Regions from separate parts of the Homo sapiens genome. Here region 2 is linked to region 1. A link is an interaction called in ENCODE POLR2A ChIA-PET data of the cell type or tissue named here. Cell type or tissue: CD4-positive, alpha-beta T cell. All regions are shown on one strand. Links, peaks and the distances in the headings refer to the core of each region. The heading gives the core; the rest is flanking DNA. Region 1 overlaps HDAC4 (histone deacetylase 4). Region 2 overlaps HDAC4 (histone deacetylase 4).

Region 1 (15,023 bases), core at 6,949-14,948:
CGGACCCAATCTAGTGCTAGGTGTGCTAACTGCTGCTGGGCGACAGAGCACGCAGGGCCCTCTCAGCAGGCAGCGCGCGTAGGGACTCACTCACACCTCAGTATCTCTGTATGAGTTTACACTTGAATAATCATGAGTCTATACTGAGACCTCAGATCCCAACATCACAAGGTGTATTTTAGTCTTCCTCTTTCCTTGTTTTTATTAAATATCTTTCTAACAGTGGGAAACCTGGTTCCTATTATCTACAGTATCTTTTCTCATTTGTTTAATTCCGGTACACACACAAAGTCATTTCAGAATCGCTAACCTCTACACATGAGAAACACATTCACAAGACCACCATTTATACACGATTCTCCTTGTTCTCAGCCTTACCGTATCCAGGTAAGACACTGGTTTCCAAAGTTATCAGGTGAGTGCATTTGTAAGAGAGTTAAATTCCTTGGTTAGCATATGTATTTCATGTTGAGTTCCCCACATACTGGTTGGTTTTAGTCATTTGTTTATTTTTTGGATATGTAAAAAGTACAAATATTTTAAGTAAAAAAAAAGTGTTTTCATATTGATATTTGCAATTTAAGATTTCACAGGTTTTAACATGAATTTCTCTTTAAAAACAAAGCTTTTATATTATGAAAACTTCAAACATATACAGAGTAAAGAGAACTGTGTGACAGCCCACGGCATCTAGCTTCAACGCCAGCCAACACCCTGGCATTCACGCTGCGTCGGTACCTCCTTCCACCTACACTGAAACGTCCGAAAGTTAACGGCACTATTTTGAAAATGCATATACCCATGTAACTCTATTACCATGTGAGTTCCTCCTCACTTTTACACGCACAGCCAAGCTAATGGGAAACATGTTTCACATGATGTGGCCAGAATCCGGCTGTGTCATGAACAAGAGGGCTTCTCAGAATCTTGTGTCCTCTGCGCTGAGGGAAGCAGAAGCCACTGAAGGCTTCTGAGCAGGACAGAGGACCTGGGGTCGGGTCTAGGATAGGCCGAGATGACAGAAGCAGCTTGGGTGGGGACCCCTTCCCAGAGCTGGGGGGTGGGGGCTCCAGCTACTGGGGAGTGCATGGAGAACATGCCCCTCCACTCGGTCACATACTCAGCCTTCGGGTCACCTTTTCAGCCAGAAATGGTCATTCCCTGGTGCCTCTGGTGAAGGCTCACTGAGAGCCAGGTCACCAGGAACCACCCACAGCCTCCTGGGAGGAAGCCAGTGGGAGCTGCGATTTAGAGAGGAAGCAGAAGACTCGGGAATCTGTAGACGAGTGGATCTGACATGAGGAGGCTAAGAAGCCAGCTCCAGAACCTGCTGGACAGAATATCAATGCCCACAGTCTATGAACCCTTCTTTCTGGAAACCGGCGAGAACACAGAGTACTTGAGCCAAAGGAAGTGAGAATTCAGGTTTTACAGAGCAGGCATGCTAGACCCAAGGTACACCTGTTAGGAGTTCATGGTTGCAAGCAATAGAAAATTGACTTTGGATAATCTAGGCAAACAGAGGAAGCTCCAGCGAGTGAACGGGGTAGCTGGCAAAGCAGGTGGAGGGACCCAGAGGCAGGAATTAACGGAGAGTCCCTCCAGAACACTGTCCAACCACACCTGATGGCCTGCGCTGAGCCACAGCCCTTGACCAGGGAAGCCAGGACACCCTGACAGGCAGCGCCGCCAATGTGGGACCAATGGGAATGAGGGTCATTCCTCGAAGGAAAACTGAAGAATCATTACCAGAGGGGGAAATAGGACAAGGCAGACAGACGCCACAGACAGCCGCAAGGGGACCCGGAGACCCCAGCCCCCGTGTCACAGCTGGGGAGACTGAGTCAGCAGCCATGATGCTCAGTTGGGCTAAAAAAGTAGCTCCAACAGCCACAGACAGGACCTTCAGGGTCTGCCCAGGCACCCTGCCTTCCTGCAGCAGGACCCCAAGCTGTTCTGGCTCTGGCTGGGTCTGTTGTGACTCATGTGCTCGCTTATCTGATGAGCACCTGCCCCGTGCCTGGCTGCAAGTTCCACTGAGAGCAAACGGGAACATGTATCTCTTCACACCCCCGGACTCTGGCTTGGAAAAAAGTACTAGATAGGAAGCGGGGGCACCCGAGCTCCACCTGGTCCCTTAGGAAAGAGTACTAGACAGGGAGCGGGGACGCCCGAGCTCTACCTGGTCCCTTGGGAAAGAGTACTAGACAGGGAGCGGGGACACCCGAGCTCCACCTGGCCCCAGCACTAGCCCAGTGTGTTCTCTCACCCTGGACCAGTTCCTTATCACCCCTGAGCCTGATTCTTTTCTCCCCATAGAAGTACTGGGTTGGAGTTCATCGGCATCCCTGGTGTGCTGTAGGAAAAAGGCTCTGGGGCCAACGCTGTCTGGGAAATGTAAGTTCTCCAGACGGCTTAGAGGCTGCAGGTAAGGACAGGAAAGGCACCTCTCTCTCCACCTCCACACCCACGTCCCACCTCCCAGAAACTGCTCCTGATCGCCCCACCCCAGACGCTCATTCCTGTCACCCTACTTTCTTGCCCTTCCAAGTTCTTTCCTTTTTCTGATATTTCATTCTATGTTGACATTAAGTAGTTGTTTGTTTTCTCATTATCTGTCGGCCCCTCTGCCTGCCCCTGGCTGGAATGTGACCTCCTGCTGCACCCCTGGCCCAAGGCACACAGTAGGCACACAACAAAACTGTGAACTGAATGAACGTTTTTAAGGTCTTCCTGGATTCCCCTCAGAAACTACCTCACAGGGGGCTGAAGTTGAAAGCAAATTGCAAAAGAAACCGTTTTCTGCCTTTTGGGGGCTAGAGTTAAGTTTTAAGGATCTGATATCAAAGATTCCAGAAATTCACAAGTTTGTGGTACTTTAAGCCTCAGGACTCCCAATGCCTCAGAGAGCCTGCAGAGGGCTGCCATGAGAAAGCCAGAGTCACATACAATGCAGGGAACTGCTGTTGGCCCTCAGAATATCTGGGTTAAAAGAAAAACTTCACATTCCCTCATGAAGATCACAGGCAGAGAAGAGAAAAATTATGGAGTTAAGAACAAACGATTCTACAGCTGAAAACTAAATGGAACCCCTCATAAAGAAAGCAGCGCTATCTGAAGCCCACGAGGAAAGCAGTCTTTTCTATTGGATATGGGATGAAAACCCATCAGTCAGCTGTCTGCCTGATACACCTCTCTTCTTTCTGCCCATTCCGTCACCTTCTCCTTAGGTGGTGTGTCTTTGAACAACCCAACGCAACACTCACAACATAAAAACCTACTAGAAATTAAATGGTTTAATAAGACTTAAGCATGATCTAGTTCTTTTTATCTTGATGTATGTGTCTAATGATACTTCACTAACCAGATTAGAGAACTACGATGATCACTTTTCTAAGAAAACACATGGAAAGCACATGCTACTAAGATCTCAAGGATCCATTTGTTTCTGAAGGACGTTTGAAATGTGTATCTGTACATCCCTAACTAAAATACATTCTAATAAATAATAGACGAATGTGGACATATTACAACTTTCAAACACAATGCCTTTTAGGATGTATTTTCCCCTAACTTACCAGATGCACTAGAAGTCCACACTGAGCCACAGAGCCTGTGATTTTAATTTACAAGCACCTTTAGCAAGACAGCCATGGTCACTCTGCCAAGTGGGCAGTTTCTGACACTGGGCATCTGTTTACATAAAGACATCTCTCTCTTTTCATTTCTGCTCCACACAGAATCAATGAAAGCAAATGCATCACTAACGCTTACGTGTGGGTGTATTTCCTTCACCAAACACTTGGAATCTAAGGTTACCTATGGTTCCTCCTCCCGCAGCTTGGAAATTTTGAAATTTTGGTTGACTTAATTTCATGGAATAAGCCATAAACCTTCCAAAGAGCAAAAGTCTTAGAAGCTATAAATCCATCAGAGAACATTCTTCTAAAACATCTTACCAAGCTACCACAAAGAAATGTGACAGTGTGGGGAGGGCCAGTTTTGTCCCTTACCACACACCCTCCCCACCCCATTTCACGGGCAGTGACTATAGCTCAAAGTGCCCACCATGGCCTCAGCCTGCCATGCTGGTGACGGAACGGCCAGTGCTAGTGAACCAAAAGGAGAACCCAGAGTCACACAAAGGAGAGCAGCCTGCAGAACCCAGTCCAGAACGCCAAATACACATCATCTCCTGGGCAACAGAGAGCCTTCACCAAACAGGGAGTGAGGCCAGGATGCCCACTCTCATCATTTCCATTCAACACCCTGGCAGAGATCCTAGCCAGGGCAGTAAGGCAAGAAAAGAAAAGAAAGCAAAAAGATTACAAAGGAAAATGTCACTATTCACAGATGATATAGTGTATACACAGAAAACTCAAAACAATCTACCAATAACTATTAAAATAACTAAGTGAATTTTACAGGATTGCTGAGTAAAAGGTCAATAATGTACCAAAATCAAAAGCTATTGTATTTCTATACAGTGGCAATAAACAAATACAAAATAAGCTTTGAAAACAAGATAACATTTATAATAGCATACAATATTAGCAAATATCCAGTACTAAATCTATCAAGAGACGTAGAAGAATTCTACATAGAAAACTATAAAACGTAAGTGAAATTAGAGATCTCAATACAAGGAGGAATATACCATGTGCATGGACCGGAAACCCCAATGAGATTCCGATGTCAATGTTTTGCAAAGTAATCGGCAGTCAATGCAATCGCAATCAAAATCCCAGCAGAATTTTTTTGAAAACTGACAATTTTACATTTTAAATGGAAGCACAAAGAACCTGAAATAGCAATCTGGAAGAGAAACAAGCTTGGGGGACTCACACTACCAAATATCAAGACTTCTTCTAAACTTGTGTAATTAAAGTAAACCAAGGAGAATATGCTAGAATGAGACCAACACAGAGTCATCTGATTATTGTGAGGATTCCACCCCAAATCCATAGGGAAAACAGGGTCTTTTCAATATGCAGTGCTTGCGTCAGCTGCTCTTTGATGCTAAATGAACCACAGCCCATACAGCCCGCCATGATGGAAATTAGTATGAGCTGGATCACAGACCTAAATGTTAAAGGTAAGCAATGAGGCCTGGTCTAAAAGACAACAACAAAAAATATCTTCAGGTGGGCAAAGATAGACAGATGTTAAAAAGGTACTGACCATGAAGGAAAGAAAATGATAAATTGTGCTGCACTCAATTAAGAACACTCATTTATCAAAAGATGCAGAAGAGGGAAAAGGCAAGCCACAAAATAGAAGAGACCCTGCCACACATACACCCAGCAAGGGACGGATATTCAAAATGTATAAATAATTCTTACAAATCACTAAGAAAAAGGCAGACAACCTGAATGAAAAATAAGCAAAACACATCAACAGGTACTTTACAAGACAGGATTCCAAGTGGTCAATCAACACACACAAGGTCCTGCGCATGTGTGACTGCAGGGAAACGCGATAAAGCCACAACGGAACACTCCATACCCACCAAAATGGCTAAAATCTATAAACGAAAGGATACCATGTGTTGGTAAGGATGTGGTTGGCCGGCACTCACACACGAGGTTACAAAACAGTCAACGGCACACACCCTGTGGGAAACCCCTCGGTGGCAGGTACTACAGCCACACAAGTGCCATGCCCCAGCAATGCCAGCCCGAGGCATCTACCCAACAGAAAGACATCTACGAAGACACGGCAGCATTATCTGTAACAGTCAAAAACCAGAAACCTCCCAAACGTGCCAAAAGCTGCACGAATAAATACCTTGTGATGTCATCATACCACAGAACACCATACAGCAGTAAAAATAAACAAACTACACCTATATGCAGTGACACAGATAAATCACAGAAACATCATGCTGAGAAAAAGCAGACACACACAGCAGCGCCTACTGTAGGGCTCCGTGTGCATAAAATGTGAAAACAGGCAACACTAATCCGAGGTGGGAGACATCCAGACAGGTTCCCCTGGGAGGGGTGGGGGACGGCCACTGAAGGAAGAACAAGGGAGCGGTGGCGGGGGGAACACCTGCTCCTTGATCTGTGGAAGAGAAGGCAGAGCCTTCACTTGCAGAAAGTCAGCACCCGCATATCCCTCCTGGCTTGTGTACTTTTCTCATGTATTTTATAATTCAATAAAAAACTGGTGCAGACCAATGACTCAAAGCCATCTTGCACCAAGAAAGATCCAAATAATACTGATCTGACTGGTCCATGCAGCTTGCACGATCTTACCTGGACTTTCCAGACAGTGAGGAAGTATTTTATAATTCTTGCCACCATTTCTTACAACCAGTACATGTAGGAGAAATAGTCACCATACTACTCCTCTTAAAAGAAACCTCGCAGAAACGGAAAAGAATTCTTTCAGAACCCACGAGGGTGCAAACACAGGGTGCAGATTTTAAATGGAGAAAAAACAGGGAATTCCCAAAGAGGTACTAAGTCAGGTTTGTCAGACAAAATATATATGAAATCATTTTTAATTTGTGTAATTAAATGATTAATTTAATTTGAATTTAGGGTAATTAAAATTGAAATAAATTTTAAGCTTTAGAAAGCAAACTGTTGCTATATGACATTTCTGACTCCTGTCTATACAGTGAGTTTAATAAGCACTGTTTTCCTTAGTGAAATGTGGAGTGTAAGGTCTGGCTATTGTGTTTTATAAGAGTGTCATTTTATGATACGTGGCCACATGGCGCAAGACTTCAGATATTTTTCCTCCATAATTTGTTGGGACAGATTTATACTTTAGTTTCATAATGGACTCTACACTTGAAAGTAATAAAATTCCATTTCACTGTGCTGTAACGGGAATAAAATAGGAAGGATTTCACACAATCCACAGGCTTATGCTGAACAAGGCCAAAACAGGCTCTGCTGAGCTGAGGCCACCATTCCATCTGAGGCTCTGATTCCCCCACCCTCTGATTCTGGAACGTTCGGAAGATCAGATACCAAGAGGATAAAGAGGAAGGGCCATGGGAGCCAGCAAGGCTAGGTCTTCAGAGCCATGCATGAGGCACCAGGGGACACACACACACACTTGCACAGGCCAGGGTCATCAGGGTCATGCATGTGGCACCGAGGGACATGGACAGACATGCACACACAAGCCAGGGTTGTCAGGGTCATGCGTGTGGCACCAGGGGACACACACAGACATGCATGCACAGACCAGGGTCGTCAGGGTCACGCACGTGGCACTGGGGGACACACACAGACACGCATGCACAGACCAGGGTCGTCAGGGTCACACGTGTGGCACTGGGGGACACACGCAGACACGCATGCACAGATCAGGGTCATCAGGGTCACACGCGTGGCACTGGGGGACACACAGAGACATGCAGGCACAGACCAGGGTCGTCAGGGTCACGCGTGTGGCACTATGTGACATACACAGACATGCATGCACACAGCAGGGTTGTCAGGGTCATGCATGTGGCACTGGTGGACACACACAAACACGCATGCACAGAGCAGGGTCGTCAGGGTCACGCGTGTGGCACTGGCGGACACACACAAACACGCATGCACAGAGCAGGGTCGTCAGGGTCACGCGTGTGGCACTGGCGGACACAAACACGCATGCACAGAGCAGGGTCGTCAGGGTCATGCGTGTGGCACTATGTGACACATACAGACATGCATGCACACAGCAGGGTTGTCAGGGTCACGCGTGTGGCACTGGCGGACACACACAAACATGCATGCACAGAGCAGGGTCGTCAGGGTCACGCGTGTGGCACTGGCGGACACAGACACACAGATGAACGCACAAGAATAACTGTCCGTTAGCAGCAACAGAGCATCAGCTTTCTCCATGGAGGAAAACAGACGTCAGCACTGAACTTTCTCCATGGAGGAAAAGAGATGTCAGCACTGAGGCCCTTTTGCAGATGCCTAGGTGTGTTTATTGCCAGTCTGCGTAAGCATAAGAGTGGATAAAGATCCACATTCTGGCCTATGATCTCTAGCATGTACAAACTTATTGGTAAAATAAACTCTGGAGAGGAAGAGTCCAAATGGAGAAGGCATCCAGATAAAACAAGACTTGTTTCCGTTTGCTGTGAAATAAAAGAATTTCAGAGAAAAAGATTCAGACAGACACACAGAAGGCCCAAGGATTTGACTTACGGTGTGAAACGCTGGGCTCAATGGATCATTTAACATCAACTGCCATGAACACCCCGAGAGAGCAAAAGGCCAGTGGGGTCCCAGGCAGATGGCTGCAACCCCACGAAGGAAAACATGACTTATCCCTGACTTATCCCTGCCCTACGCAGGGCACCCCCAGGGCAGGTGACAAACAGCCCCAGAACCTTATGTCAGTACCAGACTAAGTAAGGAAAGATCTCTTCCACCATAACCACCATGCACCCAAGCACGCGTAGCTTCACCAACAACGGGCCTGAATTGAGCTTCACCAACAACATGCCTGAAAGCCTCCGTCACTGACAGGCACTTGCGGATGGAAAACAACCCTTTGACAAAAGACCCTATCGGCCAAATAAGTGATCAGCCCCCAGGCCCCCAGCCACACAGAAACCCGTTTCTAAAACAGCGGTCCTCATAATGCGATCTGGGGTCCCAGAGGGTCCCCGAGACCTTTACAAGAGGTGTGTGAAGTCAAATTTTTGTTCATAATAGAAAAATGTCATGTGCCCTTCTCTCACAGGGGTACAGTGGACATGGACTGAACGAGAGCCGGTGTGAGAAGCAGAAATACTGTCGCCATTAAGCCACACCTTCCATAGACTGGCAAAGGGTAAAATGATGCCTCTCTTCTCACGACGCTTTGTGTTTTACCGAACGGTTATTTTTTGTTAAAAATGTTACCTATCTATTTAACATGTAATGGGTTTATTCAGTTTCAAATGAGTAAGCACGTTTTTTAGATGTGTGTTAGTTTCTAATACAATAAATACCAATACAGGTTGAGCATCCCTAATCTAAGAATCCACAAACCAAAATGCTCCAAAATCTGAAATTTTCTGAGCACCAACATGAAAACCCAAGTGGAAAATTCCATACCTGACCTCATGTGATGGGTCACAGTCAAAACTGTTTGGCGAACAAAATTATTAAAAATACTATATGAAATTACCTTCACATTATATGTATAAGGTGAACATGAAAAATAAATTTCATGTTTAGGCTGGGTGTGGTGGCTCACACTAATCTCAGCACTTTGGGAGGCTGAGGCCGGTGGATCACCTGAGGTAAGCCTGGCCAACATGGTGAAACCCCATCTCTACTAAAAATACAAAAACTAGCCAGTCATAGTGGTGTATGTCTGTAATTCCAGCTACTCGGGAGGGAGGCTGAGGCAGTAGAATCGCTTAAACCTGGGAGGCGGAGGTGGCAGTGAGCCGAGACCACACCACTGCACTCCAGCCTGGGCGACAGAGTAAGACTCCGTCTCAAAATAAATAAATAAATAAATAAATAAATTTCATGTTTAGACTCAGGTCCCATCCCCAAGATATCTCATTATGTATACGCAAATACTTCAAAATCCAAAAACTCTGAGAGCCTGAACACTTCTGGTCCCAAGCACGTCAGAACGACAGTCAGCCTGTGCATCTCAATCATTGAAGCTAAAGCTCTTTGGAGTCCATGCTAATTTGCAGGAGTGTGAAGGGCTCCGGAGTTTGAGAACCGTGGCTCTGCAGGTGTGTTCCAACCCTCTTCCTTCGGAGACACAGGAGGGCCCTGAATGTCAGATGTGAGGGATGTGGGGCCCGCAGAGACACAGGAACTTGGCTGTGAGGAATTCAGGGACTAGCAAAGGGGGCGATGAGAAGACCCTGAAATGCACCGTCCAAAGCACAGTACCATCTTGCGTGGCTGGCGCTGCTGCATTTCACCTTTCTTCACGTGGAGGGGGTCTCATCAAGGCAGCAGAACAGCTTCTTGAAACAAACTCAAGATTGACAGGGTGCCAAGCAAGAAAAACTGGAAACTGACGTGTCCCAGCCGCCCACCCACTTCCTTCTCCATTGGGGGATAACAGGGGGGTACAAGTGAAGGGCCTCCGTCCTGAGGAGAGGGGCACAGGCTGTTTCCTCCAGACACAGACACTCCTCAGTGGTCAGGACCGTCCTCTCCATGCCTGTCTCAAGCTGCAGGTGCCTCTCCTGCCCAGGTGAGGTGGGAGACCTGGGCAGGCAGCCCTCCCTGTTCTGCAGGTGAGGTGCTTATCACTGCTGGAGTGGACCCTCCTAAGTGTTGCGTTCTTTCGGACCAAAGCAGTAAATAAAGGTGCTTTGATTCCAGGTGATAGCCCAAGTTCCTCCCCAACTCTACTCAAAACTATCGATGTCGGCATCGACAGCTGAGGCTGCCCTGCAGATGGGAACCCGCAGACAATCCTGGTACCTGCTGCTGTGATTATTCACAGCCGTCAGAGAGCCCTCACCTGGGGGGAGGTGAATGCCAACCCCACGGGTGACACACCACTCCCCTGGTGACCCCAGGGAAGCTGCAGGAAGGTGACAAAGGACCTGCACACACAGGCAGTGGACAGGCTCGCCGGCAGGGAGGAATCCTCTCTGTTTGACAAGACACAGACAGGCCCTCTCTGGTGACAGTCTCCAAGAAAGGAGGGAAGGCTTGGACAGATGCCAACAAGCGGGAAGGAAGACAGCAGCACGGCCCATTCCCCGACGGTCCCCTTTCATCTTTCCAGGTCTGAACTGCCCACAGTTCTGAGTTTTGGGTCCCAATAAATGGACGTCTGGACCAAGAGCATGTCTACGGTTGGAGCTCACACCTGCTGGTGGCAGCAAGCCGACTGCCCGGCGGGGGGTGGGCAGCCCGGGAGCCACAGGGCTCCCCAGAGACAGCCGCTTGGGCTGCAATGTCTCCAAGCTACAGTCCCGCTAACCCGGTTGGTTTCCCAAGCATGTGAGCGAAACTCAGAGGTTCGTTAAACTCCTACTTTCTAAGTTTATTTATTGTTGCAATTGTTTACAAAAAGCATTTTTATTTTAATGTAAAAAGCAAAGCTATTTCTATTTTAAAATAAATTAAAACTGCTGCAGATAATCAAGAGACGGGTCAAGCCCTGCTCTCATTTCCGCGTACACGGTGTAGCTGGGCATGAAGTACTTATAAACTCATGAAGTCAAGAAGTGTTCAACACAGCGCCTCGGAAGCCAGGTTGCTGGATGACACGGCCCATGACGTCTCAGCAGGCCTGGGCCACCTTCTCTCAAGCAGAACACACAGAATCGTAGCCACCTTTCATAGAAAACAACGGAAATGAAGAGCTTAAAGGAGCTGAGGACAGTGCAGGGTGCATGAAAGGAAGTGGCACAGATGCCTGAAGGCTTGTACTGAAAGTGGCGTCATGCCCTGATGGGAACTTCCCATTCCTCCCTGGTGGGCGGAGAGAATCATAGGACCGCCACATCCTGTCATCTCCACTTTTCTTTCTCTTAAAGAACAGATGATTGCAGCGTGGCTGGCGACACACTTCATGAGGCAGAGAAAAGCACGCCCAGATGCACGGGGCCCTGTACAGGACGGCAGGCCGTCTGCCCTGTGTCCCCGGGACTGGCAGGTCAGTGAGGGTAGCATCCCGACTTTTCCCAAGGGGCTCTGCGGGGTCAAAACAGAGTTTAAAAATGCAAAGACAACCATGCAACCCTTAGCCATGGGCCACCAACAACCGTCAGAGAGTGGTGCTAGAGGTCCAAAATGCTGCGCTGAGGGAGGCACCCCACAGCTCTGAAATGTTCCAACTCCCTCGATCCCACTGAAAGACATGGCTCGGGGCTCTCCTGTTAAAGGGTAGAGTAAAAGCAGGTATGGTTCTCGCAGGCAGGAGACAGGTGCCACACCAATCAAGATGCAGTTTTAAAGACTGCTACTTAGCAGACTTGTAAAACTGGATTTGCCCAGAGACAGACCAAACCCAGTCAGCACGGGCACTCTGGACTCCCTGCAGCGCCCCCCTGAATCCAGGCCTCCCTGCTCCCTGCCTTGCCAGCCCTGGGGCCTGTGAAGCATGTCTGGTGTTTTTCAGGAGGTCATGCACTGTATGGTTAACGGCAACAGATAGTGCAGAGCTGATCCTGCACAGCGGCCTCCGGGAGAGCAGGACTCTTGTGCTGGCCAGGCACCTGGTGGAAAGGCTGGTGCACCTGCAGCCCTGCGGCGCCTGGAGGAGCCGAGCAGAGGAGCTGGTTGAGCACCCACTGGACTTGGGCTTGAAAACCTGTCTTCACAGCTCATCCCCGCATCATGCTGGGTCTTTTCAAAATGATGATGATTACTTTAAGAACGTTCCTGGGATGAATTACAGACAGCTAAATGAGTCATAAAGGTGAAGGACCAACATGCCCCTCATCTCCTAGTTGGATAGTCGATGACAGCTGCCATCTAGGGCAATTGCTCTAACCCTCTGCCCTTTGGAGCCACTGATGTGCAGCTGCTGTCCACACCACAGGGCTTCCCACAGCCTGTCGCCCCCAGAGTCAGTCACTCCTCAGCTCCTGGCAGCCACAGGGCAGGCCCCAGCTGGGACAGGGAATCACCCAGGACAGAGTCCACCTTTGTCCAGGCAGGAACCCTGCGCCTCAGGCCACCTTGTCTGTGCAGACACCTGTTCTGGCCTGCACCACGGCCCCGTCCACTCAGGCCAGGCTCCAACAAGGAGTCCAACATATAAACACGTGTGTCACTCACACATGACCTCAAACTCACACACTCAATCACATACACACATCCTTATACACTCACACACACTCTCACATAACCACAAACTCACAATCATGAACACACTCAAACACGCACACTCAAACCCATGCGCTCATATACTAACACTTATACACTAATACAAACACAAGCATGCACTTACACAACCTCAAACTCACACATTCAATCACACTTGCACACTCACACCCAGGCACTCACACACACTAACACAAACACACAAACATGCATGCTCACACACATAACCTTAAACACACCCGATCACATTCATGCAAACATGCACTCATGCTCACAGTGTAACACACCCACAGACATTCACAAACACTCATGCTCACACATTCACACTCACAAATACACTCATATAACCTCAAACACACATACGCACGGACTCACTCACACACACACGTGTGTGGCAACAGCACAGGGGACCTGGCTCAGGCATGGCCGCACAAGCAGGATGGAGACTGGAGCCTCTGTCGGCGTGGCCCGGGCCTTTACCTGTGGTCCCTCAAAGCTTTTGCACAAAGATGAGGATCTGGGCCTGCGCATCCGGCCCTGCCTCATTCACCTGTATTGTTAAATCGGAATCAAGTGATAGCACAGGCATGGACCCAAAACAGTGAAGAGCCCGTGGAGGGGCAGGGGGCAGCATCCATCAGAGATTTCAACAATGCCCCACAAACATCCAGCAGCTGGCGGACGGGAGCAGCTGCACCCGCAGAGCTGCAAAGCAGACCAGGGCAGGGCGCGTGGGTGGCTGCTCGGCCAGAGGCATCCTCAAGGCCCCAGACTGCTGGGGGTCTCTCCAACGAGGGCAGTAGGGTGAAGCAGGAACCCATAGGAACCTGATGGGGAGCCTCCCTGAGGGTCTCTGTCTCAGGAACTCCTGGACAGTGGGCCCCAGGACTCTCCTCTGCAGAACCAGAACAGAACCCACTGCCCGAGGCAGCAGGTGGGGAGTTTGTGATCCAGAGAAAAGGCCCTCAAGCCGGCACTGGAAGGGCCCAGCTACTCATCCGACCGCTCCCCATCCCCGGGCCCTCCTCCTTACTCCTGCCTTTAAGAAGCAACACCTCAGCCATGCACTCCCATTTACAAAAGTCGTTGTTACCACAAGAGTAACACCACCACACAAAGACACACACAGGTGATCTCTGTCCCTGGCTCCCTTGCAAGGCCACCAGGGTCCTTCCTTGGGCTGGGCTCCCGCGCACACACGCGCGCACACACACAGACAGGCTTCGCTTCTGTGAGTGCCCAAAGACTCGCACTCCACACGCTGCTCTGCAGCTCCCACTCCTACATCCCGGCCTCCCGGTACACCAGGAGCTCTGGTCCCCTCTCTCTACAGAGTGTACGCGGCAACACGCACAAGCAAGCAGTTTATACACAGCGACAGAACAGACACACTGCTTCATGTTCAGAGCAATAGCTTCTTTCTCTCTTTCCTGCTCTCTCCACCATCAAACACCCAACAGGAAACCTTTGCGTGGTTGCTGTCCACACTTCCCTCCATTCCATACACATACACACACACGCACACACATGCTCACAATGCACACATGTGCACATATGTACACATGCACACACCAGGTGGTCACTGCCTCCAAAAATGAAATTGTATCCTACAGACTTCTCAGCATCTTCCGTTTCTCATTCAATACCATGTCTCGGGGGAGTCCGTCACGTGGCTGTGCCAACATTTAGCCAAGCATTCTCCCACTCATGGGCACAGACTTTCCTCCAAGCGTTTGACTCTTACCACAACACTGCAAGAGACTGCCGGGTGCAAAGAGCCTCACGTCCTGGGGTCTGTGGCCCTGTGGAGCACAGCCCTGGGAGTGGGGGCTGAGTGAAGTATCTGCTTATTTCTCACATCAGGACATGTGAGCAGAACGACCTCTAAAGAGGCTGCAGCCGCGCGTACCTCCTCCAGCCATGCCCGACACTGCTGCGGCCTCTACATCCTCCCTTGTAATGGACACCATCTCTCTTGCCATATTCTGCCAAGCTAGGTAAAAAGCACGATCTCTGCTGACTTTTCTGGGCATCTCCCTGGGGGCTGGGGAGTTTGGGCATGTCTGCAACGACCCCTCTTCCCTGGGCTGCCTGGTCACACTGAGCGTTCATTTTCTAATGTTGGTCTTTCTCTCCAGTTTGGAAGAGACCTCTCCATAGTAAACTTTTTGTTGTTGTTGTTGTTTGTTTGTTTTGAGACAGAGTCTCACTCTGTCGCCCAGGCTGGAGTGCGGTGGTGTGATCTCGGCTCAA
Region 2 (15,023 bases), core at 4,127-12,126, 71 kb before region 1:
ATACGCACTCACGTACGCACACACGCGCACGCACTCACACACACACCACACACGCTCCCGTGTTTAGTGTGTTTCTAGGGCACTATGGGGAGGGCCGGGGTTCTATACAGGGCCTGGCCCACCTGAAAGTCCATGTGAAAGGCAGCCTCCAGGGCTCCTATCAAGTGGGTGGCTTCGCTCATTCACTCAGGAATTTTTCGTGGCACAGTAAGGCAAGGGGTGGGGATTTTTCTTTAAAAGCTTTATCCAATCATGACTAATGGAATAAGTGAGCCAGGCCTCAAGAAAACCGAGGACAAAAGGAAAGAGCCGTTCAGAAGGCAGCGCCTGCCTCCACCTGCTGGTGCGTGCCCGGGACAGGGAGGACGGCAGGTTTTACCAAGCACTTTCAAACAGAAATCCAAGTTCCCAACAAAGAAAACCCCAAATACAATAGTCCCTGGGGTCCTTGTTCAGCCCCCTTTTGACTGGGACGCTGCCGTCGAGTGCCAGGGGGTGTTATGACAAAACTGAAAAGCATGGCGGGTAAGAACGTTCCAAGGCATGGCTCGCCTGCCAGGGCTGGCCCGGGCTGGCCAGGGCCAAGTGCACACGGGGATGGGCCTTGCCAGGCCAGCTGCGACACCACAGGCTTGCTGAAAATAGCCGGTGTTTGTTTACATGGCCTGGGCTGAGAGCCTGATCGCCCTCAAAGAGGGGTCCCCTGGGTGGCGGGGGGCCTGAGGGCACACAGGAAGAGCTGCAGTGGGATTTTCAAAGAAACGTCATCATCTAGAGACCCTGGAGCTCTGGAAAGCAGGAAGGCCGCTAGGTCGCCCCTCTGGAACTTTGGTTTTCATGGGTGTCAATGCGCAGCAACCCACGGTAGGGCCCGAAGCCAGCCTGCTGCTCAGGCCTGGAGAATGAAAACAGCTTTAAAAGACAACCTACAATTAACACAGGGACAATTATCTTCCTAATTTAGGTTAATTTCTACTTACAGCCCTAGCTGGCAGGTCGGGGGAAGGGCAATATCTATGTAAGAGCTTCTTATTTGGTTCTTCTAAGTCCACACAGATATCATAAAGAAGATTTCCAGTGTCCACCATCGCCTTCTAGAAAAGGGGCCTAAGCTCAAGAGTCCCAGCTAGCTGGGCCTTCTCCCCGGGAGCCGCCGATTACATTTGCATGAAAATAGAACCTTTGTTTGCAAGAGTTCCCGCTCCAGTGGATCCCTCCTTTGTCTGCAGCACAGCAACTGATGGGGCAGGATGCTGGTGTGTGCACACAGCCCAGCTCAGGACAGCCACGCCAGGGGCTGCGCGCACGGCCCAGCTCGGCCCAGCTCAGCCCAGCTCAGGGCGGCCACACCAGGGGCTGCGCGCACAGCCCAGCTCAGGACGGCCACGCCAGGGGCTGTGCTTGCCCATCGTGGCAAGGCAGGCAAGGGGACGGCCAGGATGGTAGGTGGGGCCCCAAGTGTTCCGGTGTTTTGTCAGTGTGGCTGGGGACTCCCAGCCGGGCAGGTGCTGCAATGCGCTGGCTCCCAGAGCACCTGCAGAAGCAGTCCCAGGGGACCCTGAGGTCACCTTCACCTGGTACGGCAGAAGACAAGATGCCCTCACTCACTGCTCTCTGCGTTCGAGGATAAACCCCTTTCTAGCACTGGCTGTTTGTTAGATGTGTGACAGAAAGACCCTGGAGAGCTTCTGCACTGAGATGGGCAGTGGAGGCTGAGCCCCGCTGTCCATCTGGAGCACAGAGCCAAACAAATCTGAAGGGCTGGCAGTGACCCCACCACTCCAGCGAGAAACCAGTACCCCTGTGGGCATACTTGGCAGGGCCCAGAAAATACAGACCCACCAACCCACATCTAAAATGCATCTCTTTACTTCCAGAAAAGCAAGTCAATATATCCTATCTGGGAACTCGAGCCAAGTAATGGGTCAGGTCAAATAAGGCATGATCCAGTGTCATGAACTAGCAGACTAAGGCGGGAGGCTGGGTCGAGAGGATACTGTTTCTTTTTTGTTTCTTTGTTTGGAAGGGGGGTGATGGAAGTTCATTACCAGAAGCCAAGGAGGCTCTCTTTCACCAGGTCTCTCACGTGGACCTAGACCGTCCTTTTAATACCCAAACAGAAATTACAAGAGACTAAAAGCTGGGTGGAAACAGGTATGCAACAGCACTAAGAGCAAAACCTTGCTCAGGCCTTTCAGTGGGAAAAAGAACATTTCCGATTTGAAGTTATCACTCAATAAATAGCAAGCTCCATTAGATACAGTTTTACTTAAAAAAATAACAGCTGAATGTCCCTATAGACATGAAATGAGACCACCCACCTGGCCTTCAGGTTCAGGTGTGAGGCCAGCGGCCAGCTCCCAGGTAGCCCAGAATCCCTTGGAAATGACTTTCCTTCCCAGGTACCTGCTCCAGCTGGGTCAGTCCTCACAAGGCGTTTCCCAAAGGGCATCCCGTGAGGAATTTGTGTCCATGGGATACAAATTCCCTGAAATAATAAACTGGACAAGTCTCTTCTCGACAGATCCCAGCTGGCTTCTCTACTCGGGAGCTTCCCAGAGCTTGAATGTAGCAGTTGCCTTCTGAATTTCTCTGAGCTTCCCCCAAAGGGGTTTGACCAGGGCCTGTCCCCTGCCCTCGGTTTTTATGGTGAATAACTGCAAACACCTTGCAAAACCGCAGGGTCCCAGAAAACCCTATTTGAGAAGGGCCCTACCCTCCACAATCAAAGGGGGATACAATCTACCCCAGCAGGGGCGGAACATTAACAAGGGCGGAGAGCAGCAAAGGAGCGTGGGAGAAAGGTCACATTCTTGCTACCATGAGGTAGTTAAGGGGTCAAGAGCCAGGCAGAAGCTGAGAGCAGGAGCCCGAGGCCCACCTGCTTATGGACACAGGGATCCCCAGACCAACGCACAGGGCACCTCCAGGCTTCCTGCAGTGGCTACGCACAGGGCATCTCTGGGCTCTCTCCAGCTGATGCGCTTCTAGCTGCTGTGCCTGGCCACGTGGTTTTCCTGTTTTGGGTCCACTGCACCCTATACTGGGAGGCTAACCTGTATCACCTGGACATACAGTTTACGTGCTCCCAAAATACCTGCACTCAGCGGATGGCATAAAAACCTGACGGCGAGAACGCCAGCCTCCTTCCTCCTTACAAAACCTTTCTAGTGGGAAAACATTTAACAAGTATTTGCTAAGCACCTGTTAGGGCCCTAGAACTCTAAAAGTAACAGGAGGACTTTAAATCATCCACTTGCAATTTACTAACTTGCCATTTGTTAATTTAACAGAGACATTTCTAGAGAGAACTGGGCCACACAAATACCCGCCCATCGTCTCCCAGCCCACCCTCTGCTGCCTATGGGAGGAAGAGCAGCTCATTCTCACAGGTTGGGCAGAAAGCTCATGGATGCTCCGTGCAGTGCAGGGTCGCTGAGGCGTCACATTTACGCTAAAACAGAAGTGCCCCATGATCCACCTCTATCAACTCCCAGTGACTCAGACAAGGACCGCAATCACCAGGCAGGGGCAGCCCCTTCTGAACCTGGGCACAGAACACTCAGGGAAGCTGTTCGCCGTGAGGACGTGGACACTGGGAGCTCCTGATGGGCCTTGGCAGAGGCCTGACTGATCAGATCTGCACTTTGGAAAGGTTCTGAAAGCTGTGGATAGGCTGATAGGGAGTCTGGAGCCTACCTGGCTCCCAGGGCAGAGATGAAAAAAAAGAGAAAGAGACTGCAAGGAGGTCGCGCCACTGTGTTTCAGAAACTAAGTCCCCGTTGAAGGTGGAAAGGAGGGAAGAGCTCTGTTAGACCTAGGCTTCTGAGTAGGTGGGGCTCTCTCTTTCTGGGAAGGGACAACAGTAGTGGGAACAGCTGGGGCACACACAGATGTATTTGTGGGCACCCCAGAATTCCTCATGGCTGAGGCTCAGGATAGCAAGCAGAGCTGGCTCCAGAACAGGGAGTTGGAAGGAAGGGGAGCAGGTGGGCCTGCCTCGGAGGCCTCGGAGGCAGCACAGCCCACCCAGGCCAGGAGCTCAGCGTCTCAGCTTCCTCATCTGTAAAATGGGGCGATGCCACTCCTCCCTCAGGGTCATGTGAGCACCATCCAGGTCAGGACTGTGCGCTCTCAGGACAGGACAGAGGGCCACAGAAGCTAGGCCTCTGCTCTGACTAAGGGGGTGGGTGTGTGGGAGGCCCGGGAGAGACTGTCCAACGGCTTCGGGACAACGCCCGTCTGATAAGACTTTTAGTGCTAGGGAACAGCTGCTAAGGGTTTTTTAATAATGTGAAAAGATGATTATAGGCCGGGCGCGGTGGCTCACGCCTGTAATCCCAGCACTTTGGGAGGCCGAGGCGGGCGGATCACGAGGTCAGGAGATCGAGACCATCCCGGCTATAACGGTGAAACCCCGTCTCTACTAAAAATACAAAAAATTAGCCAGGCGTAGTGGCGGGCGCCTGTAGTCCCAGCTACTTGGGAGGCTGAGGCAGGAGAATGGCGTGAACCCGGGAGGCGGAGCTTGCAGTGAGCCGAGATCGCGCCCCTGCACTCCAGCCTGGGTGACAGAGCAAGACTCCGTCTCAAAAAAAAAAAAAAAAAAAAAAAAAAAGATGATTATAGTAAACTGGCAAGGGTGAAAAGCAAAAGAGCAGATTTTTATTCATCCAAAAGCTGGTTACATAAAAACCAACGAGAATGAGACAAGATGGGAGCCGGAAGGAAACACATGAAAATGTTCACAGCTGAACCCAGGGTGACAGGACTAGGAGTCAGAGACTCTCTCCTTCATACGCCTTTGTCCTTTCTAAAACTTCCCAGAGCAAACAGGTCCTCCCTTATCATTAGAAAGGAGAACAATGCACCCTGGTTTGTTAAAGGAGAAAGCTCTTGGCATTCTCACTTTGTAATTTGCTGTTTCCTTTCAAGCTCAGCCTCTGGGAGGCTTTTCATTCTGTTTTGTGTCTCGTTTACCATTCCCGTTCAGTTTCATTTTATTTCTTAAATGGACATCCTCACCAAAACCACCACCACCAACAAAATCACTACCAATGACTTTTGCACAAACAGACCAAAGAAGTGGGCCACCTGTGTGAGTTCTAGGGCAGCTGTCTCTCCAAACCACATCACAAGTGCCCCCAGAGCCCTTCATTGTCTTTCTCAGCCTCTTCACTGCTCTGTCACCAACTCACACTTCATTTGCAACAGCTTCTTACAGGGTGCTGAAGGAAGAGCCAGTAATTAGAGCTACCAGGCAATGGGCGCATCTACAGAGGGACTCTTCATCTTCACAGAAGCAGCAGAGAGCTGAGGATGCTATCACGCCCATTTTACATGAGGACACTGAGGCACAAAGAGGCTCAGGGATGGTCCAAAGTTAATCCAGCAAGAAAAGGGGAGCACCAAACTGGAGCCTGCACAGGCTGACCTGGAGCCGTGTCCTTGAGCACTCTGCTTGTTCAATCAGAAAGCCACCACTCTCAAAGCACACACACACACGCACATATGCAGGTATGCACACATGCACGCACACAGAGGATGTGCTTAGCTGTATGTGTGCCCTGGGCGTGGACACCAGCACTCTGCCCAGAAGGAGGCCAATACCCGCCTGGACCAGGGTCTCTGCAGACAGTGGCACAGGGCGGTCATGGCCAGTCCTGCAGCGCCCTGGCCCAGCTGGTTTTCTGGTTTTTCCCCATTTCACTGGCTACAATGGCTCCTTTTTCAGATGCAGGCAGCCAGCTGAGTGCTGACACTCTAATTCTAAAGGTCACCCCGTGACATTTCCTGCAGCCTCAACTACCTTCCAAGGCCTCAGCAGATCAGGGTCACAATGCTGGCCGGCATTTAAGAGAAACTGCGCTGTTTTCTTTTTTAGGACTTCGCATTTATCTAATCATTTCTGGATCTTTTTCCTTGAAAATAAGTCACTAAATAACAAACCGAGGCAGCACTGCTTAAATGTGTCCCCAGACAGGGATGAAATGGGGTGCCTGTCCACTGTCGGGCCCCGGAGCTGTGCTTCAGTCAGGTCAAGGGAGCATGGGAACCAGGACTTTCACCTCCGCCCGGGAGATTCTTCGGGGCAGATATATTTAGAAAGCGTGGATTAATGATTAATGATTAAACTCACTCACCAGGTCTGTCAAAAGTGGACAGTCCTGGAGCCATTTGCCCTAATTTCCCTCAACATTCAATATTTGATTGTCCCCGCCAAAGAAGTGATCAGCTCTCCAGATGGCTCCAAAAGATGTTCGTGGGGCTGCAGGGAACAAATAAAACTCCCATTTCTGTTTGTTTTCATGTAAAAAAAAAAAAAAAAAAAAAGGAATTAAGTCTTATGCTGCTTCCTACAAGGGCTGGCCTATGCATCCTTGGGTCAGGGGCACGGGTGGCTCCCCAGAAGCCTCTGGACCCCATGTGCTGCTCTTTGTAAGCTCTGACAGAAGTGGAGACTGAAGACAAGGCAATCACAAAGGTGCCTGAGCCCCCAACCTTCCCACGAGCAGCCAGCGCTCACCCAAACCTTGGCCGCAGGATGAGGCAGGCCCACAGCTCTGTCAGACAGCAACCCAGGGTCTCTGAAGTGGACTTCGCTCCAGAAAGGGTCCCATGCTGTCCCAGAGAGCAGCGATCCGTGCCACCAACCTGTGGGCAAGCCACAAAGGTCCCCGCTAGAAGATGGGACCCAGAGCTTTGCATTGCCATTTAACTCAGACACTGGTGTGACAGCATAGGGTTGAGACGGGGTTGCAGAGGTCAAGTCCAGACTCTGCGGCTCCCTGGCTGCCCGGCTATGAGCTACTGTGGAGCGGTGCTGTGCTGCGGTTTCCTTAACGGAGGGAATCCAAAGCAGGACATGAGAACGCCTGTGCATCACCTGTGGTCACTGCTGGCTAATGAGGCCTGGGGATGCCAGGCCCCAATGGTAGCGCCCATCACAGTGCCAAGGACTTGCCTCGGGATTGCACCACGCTGTCACCATGAGCCCCATCCCCTCAGCACCCTCTGGGCTCAGCCCCACCTGACACAGGGCTGTGCCACAACGAAGGCCACAAATGCAAAAAGAAAATCTTAGAAAGACTATGTTTATCACTTTAGAACTTTTGAGAAAATTGAGACCTTGAAAGTGAAAGTGAACTTTCAAAACAGAAAGGTAAATAGTGTTCTTAGAATTCAAGCGGCAACATGTGCCTCTTCCACAGGGCCCCCAAGTCAAATCATTATTCCCGGTGCCGCGGCTGCTAAGTGCCTCTGTCCCTACATGGCCACCACTACTGATGCTGAGATGAGAAGACACCAAAAAAAGGCAGGAATTAGCACAATATTGAAGAGATACCTGTGTGTCATGGGTCTTTAGGGTTGCTAAAATATTTCACAGGATAAAAAAAATTAATGGACTAAAACATAAACAAGAAATTCCAAACCAAATAATTCTCCTCACCAAACATTTGCTGACAGCAAGCTCAGGGAACAGCAGAGGCCCGTCTCGGTATTCCGGAAGCAGCCAGACCTAAGATCAAATCCAGGCTTGACGACAGACTGGGCTGGTGCCCTGGACAAGCGGTGGCTTCCAGAAGCTGGGGGAGCCCCTGGGCATCACGTGGAGATGAGAGAAGATGCTTCCAGAACCTGACACACAGTAGGGATCCGGAATCGCCAGAGCTCTTGCACCTCAGAGGGAAACAGGGTATCCTGAAGTTCAAGTGCATGCACACCGTGGATACTCTAGGGTCCCAGCAACCCCAGCTATTACAATCACACTGTCACTGGGTGAACGCTGTGCACTCTACAGGGGCCTCCTCATTTAGTCATCATAGCCACTGGGGATGCAGGTGCCCCTGCAGCCTCATTCCACCCACATCCGGTGCACAGCACACACAGGATCAGCAGTGATAGGAACAGCCTGCCACTCTTTACAGAGCCGTGAGACTGTGGCTAAATCATTTATCCAGCACCCAACAACGTGGAAATCATGACACTCCACCTACAGGGGCTAGGCTAGAAAGGCATTTAATCAAACATTTTAGAATGATTTTCATTTAATTATCTCTCGGAGACTTAACTGTGTCATATGATGAACAACATTATTTCCTCCTAAATGTACTGAATCCGGAAGCAACCCTTCATGGCCATAGCCTATTTTTTTTTTTTTTTTTTTTTTTTTGAGATGCAGTCACTCTGTCGCCCAGGCTGGAGTGCGGTGGCGCCATCTCGGCTCACTGCAAGCTCCGCCTCCCGGGTTCATGCCATTCTCCTGCCTCAGCCTCCCGAGTAGCTGGGACTACAGGTGCCCGCCACCACGCCCAGCTAATTTTTTGTATTTTTAGTAGAGACGGGGTTTCATGTTAGCCAGGATGGTCTCGATCTCCTGACCTCGTGATCCGCCTGCCTTGGCCTCCCAAAGTGCTGGGATTACAGGCATAAGCTATTGCACCCGGCCTGTCATAGCCTACCTTATTCCAAATATCCAAAACCTGGAACTGGGGGCAGCCTGCCACCATGAATATCCTCTCAATGTCAACACATCCACTGCCAACATCAGAGTGAAAATGCCTCATGATTGGTCCATCCTGTACAATAGGTTTATTTGTTTTGTTTCAAATGCCAAGTAGAGATATTTAAGTACAGGGACAGAGCGTGGTGCAATGATCAGGACGGAGGTGCCTAACAATCCCAATAAAATGCTGACATGGGCTAATCTCAAGCAGATATTCTGATCCCCTCGCACAACCACGGCACTGGGGTGCCGAAACCAGAAGAGACATGCACACGAGGCAGGGCGAGTGGTGTTTATTACAGCTGTACAACTGTACAACGGGAGGGCAGCGACACGTGCTTATTTGTATTAATGTTTAACAGACTAAGGGCCAACATTTGCTTACTGGCTAAGTGATTTTCAATAGGATGCACTGAAACAAAAGCCAATTCCTTGAGTGAGAAGCGTCATGGGTAGAATCACGGAGCAAGGTCCTGCCCACCTGCACTGGTGGCCTCCCAGCAGCTCTCATAGACCCTGGACCCAGCACAGTCCAGCTGGGGCCCAGGGACTGGCACAGCTGTTCCGCTCTGCTCCCGGCATGTCACAGGGGAGGCACACACCAGACGAACCAAACCAGCAACAGAGCGGAGAGCCTGCAGGGACGCAGCTGGGGACTAAGCAGATGGGAGACCGGCAGTCCTGGGGCTCGGGAGACAGGGGAGACAGAGAAGGAAGAGGGGTCCCATCAGAGGACTCCCTGCAGTGCTCCATGAATTTCTCCCGAATTCCATCCGTAAGTGCCTTTCAATCCATGCCACTGAGGGCATTTCTGCTCCTTGTGACTAAGTGAACTCCTCTAGGGCGTCCCTCTCTCTAACACAGAACTTCTCTTCCAGTCTCCTCAACAACCTTGGGAAGGAGCATAAATTCAGCAACACACTGATGCTGGCCCAGGCTGTGCGCTGTGAACCTACTCCCATTCCAGTACAAGCATCCCCTCTTTTTACCCCAACTGGGAAATTCAAACAGATGAAGCCTCATCCATTCAAATCACTGATAAAGGATGATCCTCAAACTCTCAGTCTAGAGCCTTCCTGAGAGTGCGCTGTAGGTAGCTACTGGCCACATGTGGTTACTTAAATTGAAATTTAATTTAATTTAATTTGAAATCCAGTTCCTCGGCCACACCATCCATGTGTTGATGTGGCTGCTGACAAGCTCAACAGTCAGGCATGACCAGTGGCTGCCCCGATGGGCATTGCTGCTATGGACCATTTCCGCCATCGCAGAAAGTCCTGGAGTGGAGGACCAAGGAGGCCTCTTCTTTATAAAGCCCTCTTTGTATCCCAGTGTCTTTTCCTCTTTTTCCAAATGAGCAGGAAAAAAAAAAAATTCCCAACTGAACTTGACTCTGCTCCACCCATGTGGATGAAGCCAGGCTGAGCTTCCCTGCAGAACAGGAATGAAGACACAGAAGTGGAAATAGCACACCTTTGTTTCCCGGAGAACCCCAGGAGCTGTAAAAACACCCGAACTCCCCTCTCCGGTTCTTACAGAATTTTTCCGACTGCTCTTTCCTTCTTTATCCTCTTCCATAATTGCACGCTGCGTGATGGGAGGGAGAAGTGAAAGAGAAGGGAAAGAAGCTCGTTTTCCTCATTCCGTACATCGTGTCCACGCAGTGCCAGGAAGGGCTGCAGAGAGGAACGTCTTCGGGGTCCATGTGGGACCCCTCCCTAGGGCAAGGGCCCTTAGCTCTGGGCTTCTCTTTTCCTGGGGCTGCCCGTCCAGAAGGACAAGCCCTGCCCCCTCCTCCGGGCTCCAAGAGCACTGCTCATTCCTCCTGCTGCTGCTGCTCAGCCGGGTCCCTCAGCCCCGGCGGGGAGCAAGGCCTTCCTGCAGCAACCCCTCAGGCCAAGCATAGCCAGCACCCCTCATGCCCCTCATGGAGCCAGCCGGGCACCACCCCCTTACTCAGCGGCAGAAGGCCCCTTCTGGAAGGGGGTATCTCCCTCTTCCCAGCCTCTGGTTCTAAAGTCGGTCTCCCATCCCAGCCACGACGAGGGGCGATGGTGGGGCGTATGCAGCGTGGGAACTGACCCTGCCGTGAACATTCCTCCTGCCTGCTGAGTCCTCGATCTGCTCTCAAAGTAACAGCTCCAGGGCGAGAGCAGCAGCCCACAGCCAGTGATGCCAGGCGAGGCCAGTGATGCCAGGCGAGGCTCCCACACTGGCCCACATTTCTAAATTCTGCTGGTGCTTTCTTTCTTTTTTTTTTTTTTTATTTTTCTCTCTTGAAACAGGGTCTCCCCTCTGTCACCCAGGCTGGAGTGCAGCGGTATGACATGGCTCACTGCAGCCTCGACCTCCTAGCTCGAAGGATCCTCCCACCTCAGCTTCCTGAACAGCTGGGACTACAGACGCATACCACCATGCCCAGCTAATGTTTTTAATCTTTTCTGTAGAGAGGAGGTGTTCCTATGTTGTCCAGATTGGTCTCAAACTTCTGGCCTCAAGCAATCCTCCTGCCTCAGCCTCCCAAAGTGCTGGGATTACAAGTGAGAGCCACTGTAGGCCTATTTCTTTCTTTATGAAAAAAAGTAAGAGTAAATTGTGATCAAATACTACAATGCTACTGCGGTGTGATTCCTGAATGGTAAAAACCTTACCATGCTTTGTTTCTCCATCAGATGCCTTGCTCCTCACTACTGCCAAGGAGATTACGCCTAAGACTGATGGTACAAGTCTTTTCTTTAAAACAAACAAACAAAAAAACACAACAACAACAAAAAAAACAGGCAGGGGGTGGGGGATTCAGAGTCCTTTACTGTGAGGTCAAGAATAATTCCTAGCCATGGAAAATAATCTCTAATGATGCTATAAACAGACAGCTCACCAAATCAATCAGAAAACATTCTCAGTATCATTCTCAGTCTGTCAAGAACAGAAAACCTAACTCCTGCAGGCTTTACTGTGAAATGCTTAGAACTCTGTCCTGATTGGAGAACATGGCCCCTTGTGATGGACAGGCAGGCGGCGGCCAAAGCCCAGAACCCAGCATTAGCCAAAGGAGGCATCAAGCTGAAGTCTCGGGTGAGTTCATTTCAAAGTCAAGGGCAAGGCCACCCTGGCAGCAAATTCTTCTGGCTACTCAAATTCGAATATTGCAGAACTAGCACTAGAGTTGCCAAGCTATAAAACACGAGCAGAGAGAGGAGGCCCTTCCACAGGAATCCAGATTAGCAAAACCCCTTGCTCTCTTCATCAAAACTCAGATAAGTTAGCTGAAAACCTGGGGACGGAACAGCTTCCCCCAGGAAGGAGAATCCACGTGGGGCCATGACCAAGCACTCCAAACACTGCAGCGGGCGCTGCCCCTCTTCCAGCGACACAGTGGGAGCAGCCCAGCCATCCAGTGACTTTTTGTGGACATGGCCCAGCCCCTCAACCCTCGAGCCAGGACCCAGTCCAAGAGCACAGCACCCTCCACTCTCCCTGGGCCTGAGCATGGCACCAATGTGCTTCACGCAGAGCGTTTCGTGGGCGCACCCCTGCAGGAAGAACCATCGCTGCTCAAGGCAGTCATCTAAGAACTGCTCACTCTTGAGAAGGGCAGGTCATCTTACTCCTCCCCAAAAGAGTCTCTCAAGTTAGGCTCTCACCCATAGGAGGGACTTGCTGGGCGTGCGGGGAATGGCATTGTGGTGACAGCCCCAAGCAGGGGGCCACACAGGCTCAGGCCCGGAGCACCTTGGCAGGGAGAGGAAAGGTGTGGGCACTGCCTGGGCACTCTGCATGCTGGGCTGGGCGTCACCCCTGCCACCTCGGGAGTCCTCAAACCCCCCCCGGGTGGGAGAGGTCATCACCTCCGCGTACTGAACAGAAGCCCAGCTCAGGGTTCAGGGTGGGCCCCTGGATTCAAAGTGGCAACAGAGCCTGACTCCAGCCTCAGGGCGTGAGGCACCTGGCCCTGGCCTGTTCCCATCCCACACCCGGCTGCTCAGGCCTGGGGACAGGAGGGCACAGGGACAGGCCTGGAGGACAAGGTCCCTGGAATCCCCGACAGCTTGACAATGTGAAATAAGTTTCGCTTCCTTTTTATCTACGCTCCCGGATTGACTTGTCCTCCTCTGATGCCTGGTTCCTCTGCCATCAAGACCCGCCGTCTGGTGTGAAGGGAAACGTCCCTCACCCTTCTGCAGTCGCCACCGAGCACTCGTGGTGTGGCCCACAGGGCATCCTGCGAGAGCGTCACAAGCACCCCACGAACAAGACACGGCAGCGTGCTTCCTCGATCTCCCCGCTCCTTTCTCGGGACAGCCTGTGGCTTGTTCTCCCTTAAGAATCCTCTCATCAATGTTACGTTGTCAGCTTTCTCTGTTTTCTTTCTTTCTTTTTTTTTTTTAATTCACAATTGAGGAAACCAACAGGTTGAGCTGCTGCCTCAAGTAAAAAATTCAAGTCAGCCCTGATGCTGTCCATGTTTTTTGTAAAACTTGCTCACTTGTAAACAACGTCGGGCAGCAACTGCAGGCCTCACCCCTCACTCTTCAAAAGCGACTGCGACAGCTGCATCCCCCGTGCTCAACTGCAGGGCGCGGCACTCGCCTATGCTCTCATGAAGCCCCGTGCCAAGGGCTTCTCCGGGACCCCAGATACCCACCAGACCCTACAGGCCTGCCCCGTGGCCCTGGGAATGCTTGGCACCAAGGTCCCACTTCCCACCTCAGTCAAGCACCTGCCTCCCAGGCCTCACCAGTCTTCATCTCAGCCCGCCAGGTCCTCTCGAGCCCCTGGAGTGCCCTGTGAGCCACAGCTTATAAAGCAGATAGGACCAGCTCTGCATCAGACCCCTGTGTGCAGGCCCAGCTCCCCGACCCGTAAGCAGTTGACCTCAGACCAGCTGCTTAACCTCTCTGAGTCAGCTTTCTTACCTATAAATGAGGATAAAAGCAGGATATTCACAAAGCCCAGAGCTAGAATGCCTCAAGCAGTGTGAGCTCGGGGAAGAAGTCCACACAGGACACAAAGCCCAGAGCTGGGAAGGCCTCAAGCAGTGTGAGCTCGGGGGAAGGAGTCCACACAGGAGCAGTACCTGTTGCAATATTTTTATTACATGCTGGGAAGATTAAATGAGATAAGCCGTGTAAACACCAGGCACATAGAAAGCATGAAATGATACCAGGTGGTGGCATGGTGTTACTTTCATTATTAATAATTTGAAAAAGCAGATTAACAGCTCAGGCCCTGCTGAACTCAGAGCCCCCATGAGGATAGAGGCTATAACGTAACAGACATGAAACGTCCTGAAAGCTCCACGTGCAAAGTGAGTTGCTTATGCCTGCGTAAACTTCTTGTTCTTCAAAAGATATGCTGTTTTTAAAAGGGACTGACTGGTGAAAAAACCTCACACACAAGGCAGTGCCCCTTTGCCAGGTCCTGTAAACACTACCGTGTCCTGCCCTCGGCTCCTGGGGTCAGGAGCTCTCAACGAAGGTGTGACCCTTGTGCCCAGCGTGCAGACTCCAGGGGTAACTGCTTGCTTCTGAATCTCCTTAATGGAGCTTAGGAATGACACGCTATGGACGCTGACTGTCCAAGCAGAAACAAGGCCCCCTTGGGGGCTTTCTAAAGTTAGTAAATACATGTATATATAATATATATACACACACATAGGAGAACGCGAATGACTGGGCACCCAGGGTCTCTGTGGGGAGCCACATGGCCCAGCAGAGAACACAGTTAGCATCACAGAGTCCAGCCGTCCCCTCCCCACGTCAATAGGACAGTCCCGCGCTTTCTTCCAGCCGGCCTGGGGCATGTCAGGAGGCAGGGCCTGTACTGCAGGCTCTGTGTTCTTAGACAGCCTTTGCAGGGGGCAGAGGTGCCCACTGCCACATGGGCACACACAGGAGGCTCACCACGTTTCTTCAAATGCAGATGACAAAGCAGCTTGAGTAACACAAATACGGCCACACTCATCTGAGGATTGCTGCTGTGTTTTCTAACTGCATGGCCATGACCAAGCAGTCGGTTTTCATCCAGGTTGGTAGTCAGGTTTCTGAAAGCGATGGCAGTCGCCTCAGGGCTGACACGGGGAGTCTGCTTGGCACACCTTCACCCTCGTTACATTTTCTGGACAATGGTAGGGAACATTCCTTACTCCGCTGGCCTGTCAGCTTGGCTAAGCCTGGTGCAAGTGGCTCGCTGTGGGTCCGCGGCTCCATTACGGGGGAGTCTGGGTCATCTGTGAGCCCAACAGCGCCCTGCAGGCACAGACAGCCCTGGCTTCTGCCTCTTTCTTTGTGGAAGCCACTCTGTCAGGCCTGGGATGGAGGGGCAAGAGGCTTTCAAATTTTTCCTTATTGTTGTATATTTTTTAAAAAACTATTTATTTTAATGGTGAAATAAGTTCTAAAAGTTTCTGGACTTGTAGGTAAATGAATAAGAACTGAGTGTGGTTTTTAATCATGTTCACATTATTGGTGACGGTGCGGCTTAGTTTCATTTAGTGACTAAATTCTAGCCATCCCTA

Evidence for each region. Peaks named below come from ENCODE experiments on the same cell type or tissue, not always from the same donor. Only the 100,000 strongest peaks of a DNase experiment are listed, where the experiment ranks them.
Region 2: POLR2A ChIA-PET joins it to region 1 with 17 read pairs; 7 of 35 experiments call an interaction of 5 or more read pairs at or near these places.

Annotation. Positions count from the first base shown.
Region 1 is chr2:239,358,522-239,373,544 of GRCh38, forward strand. The region is part of intron 1 of HDAC4 (histone deacetylase 4); the gene reads right to left. Among named protein-coding and RNA genes, the nearest start is that of MIR2467, 14 kb to the left of the region's middle. RefSeq lists enhancers at 6,884-7,420, 7,421-7,956, 11,078-11,397, 11,418-11,577. In CD4-positive, alpha-beta T cell, for the core only: no CTCF peak of the experiment used is centred there; DNase peaks (open chromatin) are centred at 10,741, 11,250 and 11,501; H3K4me3 peaks cover 1,088 bases; H3K27ac peaks cover 2,595 bases.
Region 2 is chr2:239,290,716-239,305,738 of GRCh38, forward strand. The region is part of intron 2 of HDAC4 (histone deacetylase 4); the gene reads right to left. MIR4269 (microRNA 4269) reads left to right here and starts at 14,747; the gene lies at 14,747-14,830. RefSeq lists enhancers at 475-1,004, 1,005-1,536, 4,812-5,428, 5,429-6,044, 12,424-12,513 and a silencer at 3,443-3,502. In CD4-positive, alpha-beta T cell, for the core only: a CTCF peak has its summit at 7,953; DNase peaks (open chromatin) are centred at 5,156, 7,014 and 7,896; H3K4me3 peaks cover 3,529 bases; H3K27ac peaks cover 2,515 bases.